Regions from separate parts of the Homo sapiens genome. Here region 1 is linked to region 2. A link is an interaction called in ENCODE POLR2A ChIA-PET data of the cell type or tissue named here. Cell type or tissue: endothelial cell of umbilical vein. All regions are shown on one strand. Links, peaks and the distances in the headings refer to the core of each region. The heading gives the core; the rest is flanking DNA. Region 1 overlaps HECTD4 (HECT domain E3 ubiquitin protein ligase 4). Region 2 overlaps NAA25 (N-alpha-acetyltransferase 25, NatB auxiliary subunit).

Region 1 (4,392 bases), core at 117-4,116, 120 kb after region 2:
TGTGGGAGGCTACTGCTCTCTGTCACACTGAGCTACTTCTTTTACTTACTTATGGAAAAGACAAGTGCCCACTGGATTAGTCCAAGCCCCATCTCGCTTCTCTGCTTCTGTAGTGAAGCCAAAGGAAACTATGGGTCCGGTGTCATCATCGGTGTCTCCATAGGAAACGATTTCAATTTCCCAGTAAAAAGACGGGGCCTGAAGAGATGCCAGAAGAGAGCAGCAATCAGAGGGCTAATCCTGGGCCTGAGACCTGCTTTTTCTTTCAAATCTGAAGATGCAAAAGACAGTGTGTCATGTGATGTCTCACCTGAACTGGCAGTGGTGAAGTGGCATAGATAAAAGTGCCCCGGGGCAGGCCTCCCCCAGCGCTGGGGTCAGCCAGGAAGGTGACTGAGGTAAGGTGAGATGAGAACATGCAGGCTCGAACAGGCGGAAACACTCGCGAGGGGCTCCAAGTAATCTCTTTGGGCTGCATCAGGGAGAAAAACCCATATTCAGTAGAACTGCAAACACAATCCCTTTACTCTCTCAAAGAAGAAAAAAATTTTATCTGATGGTATTAAAATATAGGCATACACACACACACACACATACACACACACACACACATACACACACACACACACACACAATTTATTTATTTAGAGACAGAGTCTCACTCCTATCACCCAGACTGGAGTGCAGTGGTGCAATCATAGCTCGCTGCAGCCTCAAGCTCCTGGGCTCAAGTGGTCCTCTTGCTTCAGCCTCCCCAGTAGCTGGGACTACAGGTGTGCATCACCACACCCAGCTAATTTTTGTATTTTTTGTAAAGATGAGATCTTGCTATATTGCCCAGGCTGATCTCAAACTCCTGGGCTCAAGCTATCTGTCTGTCTTGGCCTTCCAAAGTGCTAGGATTATAGGCGTGAGCCGCCATGCCCAGCCAGGCACATATATTTTTTAAAAAGTGTATCTTTTTTCCAAATAAAATTTTTACTATCCCTTTAAGACACTATTTATCTTCCATTATCATCAATTCCAAGGTCTGGTCCCCATCCTCTTATAGCCCCCATGTAGTTACTGAACAAATTTTAGTACAATTTATAAATGCATGACTTAATATTCAGCTCAAGGCTAAGCAGGGGAACCATGGTGACACTTCCTTTTTCTTTTTTTAAAGGTTAGTTGTCTTGCTTTCTCAGTTTTATTTTTAATCATTCTAATCATAAAAATCTCAAGCTTCTCTATCAGATAAAAGCAACTTTTAAAAAATTTATTATTATTTTTTTATTTTTTGAGACAGTCTCATTCTGTCATCCAGGCTGCAGAATCCCAGCTACTCAGGAGGCTGAGGTAGGAGAATCAGTTGAACCCGGGAGGTGGAGGTTGCAGTGAGCTAAGATCAGGCCACTGCACTCCAGCCTGGGTGACAGAGTGAGACTCCATTTCAAAAAAAAAAAAAAAATTCATATAACACACAATTCACCCATTTGAAGTGTATAAGTCAATGTTTTGTTTTGATTTTTAATATTTATGGGTACATGGTAGGTGTATATATTTATGGGGTAAGTCAATGGTTTTTAATATATTCACAGAGTTGTGCAACCATTATCGTGATCTAATTTTAGAACATTTTTGTCCCTACTGAAGGAAATTCCATACCCTTTAGTAGTCAATCGCCGTTCCTCTCTTCCCTTAACTCTCCTTTGCCCCCACAGCTCCTGGCAATCACTAATCTATTTTCTATGTCTATGGATTTACCTGCACTAGACATTTCATATAAATGGAATTTATATAAGATGTGGTCTTTTGTGTCTGGCTTCTTTCACTTACTGTAATTTCAAGTTCATTCATGTTGTAGCATATATCAATACCTCATTCCTTTTTATGAACAAATGATATTCCATTACATGGCTATTGCATATTTTATTTATTCATCAGTTGATGTATATTTGCAGTTTCCACTTTTTGGCTGTTGTGAATAATGCTGCTAAGAACATTAATAGATGTACCAATTTTTAACATTTTGCCCCTCTTTTTTTTTTGGACAGAGTCTTGCTCTGTCACCCAGGCTGGAGTGCAGTGGCACAATCTCAGCTTACTGCAACCTCTACCTCCCAGGTTGAAGCGATTCTCCTGCCTCAGCCTCCCAAGTAGCTGGGATTACTGATGTGCACCACCATGCCCAGCTAATTTTAGTATTTTTAGTAGAGATGGGTTTCAACATGTTGGCCAGGCTGGTCTCAAACTTCCGGCCTCATGTGATCTGCCCAGCATGGCCTCTCAAAATGTTGGGATTACAGGCGTGAGCCACCATGCCCAGCCCACTTTTGTTTTTTAATTACTCACTTATGTTCTCTGTTATGAAACTGACTGTATCTCTAAACTTAAAAAAAAAAAGCTTTCTTTTTGTTATTGACAGCACAAAGAAGCTATTTATAAATTATGAAGTTTCGCTCCCCTGCTATAATTTTCCAATATTCAGAATGTCAGCTCAATTTGCTCTGACATTCAAAGATGAGAGCATGGCACCGCAAAGAGGGCATGTCACTGCAAAAGAATGCACCTCCAAACGGCTTTGCAAACACTTATTCTAAATGTCCTTAACTTGCTGCTGGCCTTACTCAGTGATGTGTGTGGAGGCTGCAGGAGGCGCGAAGCACCGCAGAGGGCTCACCTGTCTTCGGTCAGCCTGCAAAGGAGGTGGTGGGGGCCGAGCACAGTCCCGGTAGAGCATCCTCAGCCGTTCACACTGTACCTCCACAACTGCAAGTCGCTCTCCTGTAGAGGGCACATGTTGAATCTGTGAAAACAACTCCCGCAACTCCCAAGTGGGTGCTGACTCTTTTGGAGCAGCATCAAAACAATAAAATGCACTTATAGAGCTCATTGAATTTTTTTTTTTTTTTGAGACAGAGTTTCGTTCTATTGCCCAGGCTGGAGTGCAGTGGCGCGGTCCTGGCTTACTGCAACCTCTGCCTCCTGGGTTCAAGAGATTCTCCTGCCTTAGCCTCCCAAGTAGCTGGGATTACAGGCACATGCCACCGCGCCCGGTTAATTTTTGTATTTTTAGTAGAGACAGGGTTTCACCATGTTGGCCAGGCTGGTCTCGAACTCCTGACCTCAGGTGATCCGCCTGCCTCAGCCTCCCAAAGTGCTGGGATTACAGGCTTGAGCCACCGCGCCCAGCCTGAAATTCTTATAAAACAACAAATACCCCGAGACATCTTTGTCTTCCATAACGTAGCCCAGCATCACAACAATGAGGGCAAGTGCTTAGCCTCTGGTGCAGTCCAACTCCTGGATTCAGAACCTGGCCCCAGTACTCAGTATTTATCATCTCACTTGCAATACTGGGTAACAACAGCACCTGTGTCTCACAGGGCTGTTGTGAAGATGTGATGAAATAACTTAAGTAAAGCCCTTGGCTAAGTCCCTAGCACAGGCATTCAATAAATGTGTTGTTATTCTCATCATCTAATAAATGAAGACTATTATTCTTATCACCTAAATTAATTTTTAAAAATCTAATATCTATGGAGCACCTGCTATGAGCAAGGCACACTGCGAAGTGTTGGAGAACACAAAGATATATGAGCCAAAGCCCCTACTATGGAGGGAAAATAAGATGCGCACACACGCAGACCACACACAGGCACACACACACAGTAAAGAGCACAGTGCTGGGCTGCAGTATGTGATTATGTAATATAAGGTACAAGCAGAGGCACAGGTGAATGAGCAGTGACTTCATTCGAGCATCCAGAAAGGCTTAATGAAAACATCATTAAGTTAGATCTTAAGAAAGCCAGGTGCGGTGGCTCATGCCTGTAATCCCAGCACTTTGGGAGGCTGAGGCAGACGGATCACTTGAGGCCAGAAGTTCAAAACCAGCCTGGCCAACACAGCAAACCACCATGTCTACAAAAAATACAAAAATTAGCCAGGCATGGTGGCACATGCTTGTAATCCCAGCTACTCGGGAGGGTGAGGCATGATAATCGCTTGAACCCAGGAGGCAGAGGTTGCAGTGAGCTGACATCATGCCACTGCATTCCAGCCTGGGTGACAGAGTGAGACTCTGTCTCTAAATAAATAAACAAGAGATAAGAAGCACCTGCCCTGGCCCTGCATGGTGGTGCATGCCTGTAATTCCAGCACTTCGGGAGGCTGAGGCAGGAGGACTGCTTAAGCCCAGGAGTTTGAGACCAGCCTGGGAGACATAGTGAGACCCCGTCTCTACAAATTTTTATTTTTTTGAGACAAGGTCTCTCGCTCTGTTGCCCAGGCTGGAGTGCAATGGCGCAATCTCGGCTCACTGCAACCTCTGCTTCCCAGGCTCAAGTGATCCTCCCACCTCAGCCTCCCAAGCAGGTGGGACCACAGGCGTGAGCCACCACACTTGGC
Region 2 (4,392 bases), core at 229-4,228:
CAGCTGATACATTTCAAGTTTTAAGGAATATGGAGACCCACCATAAAATTGTGTTAGGCTGAGTGTGGTGGCTCATGCCTGCAATCCCAGCACTTAGGAAGGCTGAAGCGGGAGGATAACTTGAGGCCAGAAGTACAAGACCAGCCCAGGCAACACAGCAAGACACCATCTCTAGAAAAAATTTAAAAATTTGGCCAGGCGCGGTGGTTCACACCTGTAATCCCAGCACTTTGGGAGGCCGAGGCGGGCGGATCACGAGGTCAGGAGATTGAGACCATCCTGGCTAACACGGTGAAACCCCATCTCTACTAAAAATACAAAAAATTAGCCGGGCATGGTGGCGGGTGCCTGTAGTCCCAGCTACTCGTGAGGCTGAGGCAGGAGAATGGCGTGAACCCAGGAGGTGGGGCTTGCAGTGAGCTGAGATCGCGCCACTGCACTCCAGCCTGAGTGACAGAGTGAGACTCCGTCTAAAAAAAAAAAGAATTAAAAAAATTTGTCAGGTACGGTGGCGCATGCCTATAGTCCCAGCTACTTGGGAGGTCTGCTTGAGCTTGGGAGGTAGAGGCTGCAGTGAGCTATGATTGCACTACTGCACTCCAGCCTGGGTGGCAGAGCAAGACCTTGTCTCAAAAAAAAAACAAAAACAAACAAACAAAAAAAAAAAAACAAGAAATGAACTATCAAGCACAAAAGACAGAGAGAAAGAAAAAAAAAGACATGGAGGAAGCCTTATATTCATATTGCTAAGGGAAAAAAACCCAATCTGAAAAGGCTATATACTATATAACTCCTACATGGCATTCTGGAAAAGGTGAAAAACTATACAGATAGTAAAATCATCAGTGGTTGACAGAGGATGGAGGTTGGGATGGATAGGTGGAGCACAGGGGATTTTTAGGGCACTGAAACATTCTATATAATACTGTAATGGTGGATATAGGTCTTCATACATTTGTCAAACCCAGAGAATACACAACACAAAGAATGAAGCCTAAACTATTTACGGATTTTAATTAACAATTATGTATCATGTTGGCTCAGCAATGGTAACAAACGTATATGAATCCAAGTTGTTAATAATAAGGGAAACCATGGGGATGGGGAGAGGGAGTATTTGGGAACTCTGTACTTTCTACTCATTTTTCTGTAAACCATAAAGCAGTTTTATGCTCTAAAAACAGTCTATTAATTCTTTTAAAAAGTCTAACAAAAGCAAAGATTCATTTCTAGAGAAGAAAAATGAGAAGTGTTATAAATGGGAAAACAGTACAGTAGCTGTCAATTCTAAATATACAATGATGACTGAACACAGGCCAGTTCACAATCCTCTACCACTACCAGGTTCCTCTTTGCTCATCAAAGTTCCCTATCAGCAAAGGCACAGACAACTTAAAATAATCTATGACCCTGGTGGCTCAGAGTGTCCCACAGAACAGAAATAAACTTTCATTTTACTATACTAAATTTTTCTGCAATTAACACTTAACTAAAACTTAGTCTCATGAATGCATGAGTTCAATGCACTTAATGCACTTAATATTGATGAGCACCAATAATGCTAGGTAAAAAGATAAGAAGCCTTACTCTGTAGGAAATCACAATTTAGAGAGGAAGGCCAAAGACCTAATATTCTGGAGAGGCATTGGAGAATCACAGATATCTAAAAGCACATAATCTTGGCCTAAATACCTAAACATCTAATACCAGTTTTCTTAAATCCTTAGCTGAACTGACAGGCCATCATTTGTCCTTATAAACTATCTGACAAAGATAAACCAGCTCAATAAACGACACCCTCTCTTCCTCATAACTTGATGCTGATCTCATTCTGAGTCAGTTCTAAGTCATTGCTGACTCAGTGGTCCTGCAAGGTTCCAGGTTCATAGAACCTATCTTGAAGCCTTCTCAAAGGGTAAACATCTTTGATGAGACCCATCTCTGAAGGTCTGCCCATAAATGGATCAGACCAGAGGTTAGGACTATAAGGGTATTTTTCCCTTCCCCTCTGTAGTTGACGAGGTTCTGATATAATGTACCTACTTGCCCATGCCCTCTTGTCTGGAAATGGTTTCCAGTGCCCCTGCTGAAGGGGTAGGACTAGATGACCATGTCTAGACCATGTAACTGCAGCCCACCCCAGGTTGGACATTTGATCCAAGCTGGGTAAATCAGGTTTCTTCCTGGTACTCTCTAACTATAAAACTGAAAGCCAGAGTCAGTAAGTTACAAGGAACCTCAGGTGGAAAATCTTAAAAATTTTAAGTCTGAGTTTACCAGTGGCAGCTCCAGAATTTCTATTTTGAAGGCACTTTCGGGGATGCAAGTTGATTGATGTGCAGCAAAGAAAAAGAGTTGTCTCGGCCAGGCGTGGTGGCTCACGGCTGTAATCCCAGCACTTTGGGAAGCTGAGGCGGGTGGATCATGAGGTCAGGAGATCGAGACCATCCTGGCTAACACGGTGAAAGCCCATCTCTACTAAAAATACAAAAAATTAGCCGGGCGTGGTGGCGGGCGCCTGTAGTCCCAGCTACTCGGGAGGCTGAGGTAGGAGAATGGCGTGAACCCTGGAGGCGGAGGTTTCAGTAAGCCAAGATTGCGCCACTGCACTCCAGCCTGGGAGACAGAGCGAGACTCCGTCTCAAAAAAAAAAAAAAAAAAAGAGTTGTCTCTTGACTCTTTATTCACACAGCATTTATATAAAAATGAAAAATGTCAATTACCTTTATTGGAAAATCTAGAGAAATTAAGCTTACGGGTGAGGCTAATGAACCCTCCCTTCTCCAGCCACAGCTTGGTGTGGCTACAAAAGTCAACATGTTGGGTTCTGGGTAAGTTGATGAGTAAGCAGGAAAAAACATTATGAAGAACCGAGCAGACCCGGCGGCTCATGCCTGTAATTCCAGCACTTTGGGAGGCAGAGGCAGACAGATCCCTTGAGGTCAGGAGTTCAAGACCAGCCTGGCCAACACGGTGAAACCCCGTCTCTACCAAAAAAAGTACAAAAATTAGCTGGGCTTGGTGGCGCACGCCTGTAATCCCAGCTACTTGGGAGGCTGAGGCCTAAGAATCACTTGAACCCGGGAGGCGGAGGTTGCAATGAGCTGAGATTGTGCCACTGCACTCCAGCCTGGCAACAGAGCAAGACTCCATCTCAAAAAAAAAAAAAAAAAAAAAACCAAGCAGAGAAATGAATAGACACAGAGAAAAGCAGAGATGAGCAACTGAAAAAGAAGCTTCAGGTCCTGACAACTTTCTCATTTCCATCAGGTCCTGGGGCACTACACTCTTGCCTTGGCTCCCACAAGGATTTACAGTAACCGTCTTTACTTGCGCTGGTATCAAAGAGATTGTTTCTTCACCTGAAAGAGTTTAAAACACTTTACCACATTCAGCCAGGTATCAGGCTCCCATTTCCTGGACCTAGGAGAGTGTGATTAATTAGCTGCTAAGTCTCTTGGGAAAGTTTATTTTCATTTTACATTACTAAATCTGTAATATAAGTTAAGTAGTCCTTGGAGAAAACAAGCCAATAAAAACGATATCCTAAATCTGTCTTCTTAGTAAGTCTTTTTAAAAAGCTACTCAAGGGGAATTGTAGTTTGGCCATGAGGAATGGTGCTGTTCCCTTAATAACAGGAGTCAGCCAAAATCAGCCATCCACAGATCAGGCAATGGAAACAATAAGATGTATTGGTTAAAGCAGTATTTTCCAAAGCACGGGTGAGTGCCATTCCAAATGAAATGTTTTTAGTCCTTGCAGACAGCCCTAGATAATACTCACAGTGAAAAAGTCAATCTCTTTCTTTCTTTTTTTTGAGACTCGCTCTGTTGCCCAGGCTAGAGTGCAGTTGCGCGATCCCAGCTCACTGCAACCTCCGCCTCCAAGGTTCAACTGGGATTGTGCTAAGATTACAGGCGTGAGCCACCACGCCTGGCCCTAATCTCTTTTCTAATACTTCCTTTACATTAAGGAGAAAGTGTCAGTTTGGTGCTAGCCTACTATTTCTCTAAAAATTGCTAGTATCTTTTTTTTTTTTTGGAGACAGAGTCTCACTCTGTCGCCAGGCTGGAGTGCAGTGGCATGATCTCGATTCACTGCAACCTCCACCTCCTAGATTAAAGCAATTCTCCTGCCTCAGCCTCCTGAGTAGCTGGGACTACAGGTGCGCACCACCACACCCAGCTAATTTTTTTTGTACTTTTAGTAGAGACGGGGTTTCACCATGTTGGCCAGGATGGTCTCAATCTCTTGACCTCGTGATCCGTCTGCCTCGGTCTCCCAAAGTGCTGGGATTATAGGCATGAGCTGTCGCACTCGGCCTTTTTTTTTTTCCAGAAGGAAGGAATAGGTCCTGAAGTTTCACAAGTATCAGAATCTGGTTAATAACA

What was found. Peaks named below come from ENCODE experiments on the same cell type or tissue, not always from the same donor. Only the 100,000 strongest peaks of a DNase experiment are listed, where the experiment ranks them.
Region 1: POLR2A ChIA-PET joins it to region 2 with 7 read pairs; 3 of 35 experiments call an interaction of 5 or more read pairs at or near these places.

What each region holds. Positions count from the first base shown.
Region 1 is chr12:112,216,724-112,221,115 of GRCh38, forward strand. It overlaps HECTD4 (HECT domain E3 ubiquitin protein ligase 4), which reads right to left. Exons shown (of 76, transcript NM_001388303.1): 45 at 2,663-2,766; 46 at 311-472; 47 at 50-198. Among named protein-coding and RNA genes, the nearest start is that of MIR6861, 56 kb to the left of the region's middle. In endothelial cell of umbilical vein, for the core only: no CTCF peak of the experiment used is centred there; no DNase peak of the experiment used is centred there.
Region 2 is chr12:112,094,964-112,099,355 of GRCh38, forward strand. All of the region lies in intron 1 of NAA25 (N-alpha-acetyltransferase 25, NatB auxiliary subunit), which reads right to left. Among named protein-coding and RNA genes, the nearest start is that of NAA25, 12 kb to the right of the region's middle. In endothelial cell of umbilical vein, for the core only: no CTCF peak of the experiment used is centred there; a DNase peak (open chromatin) is centred at 1,838.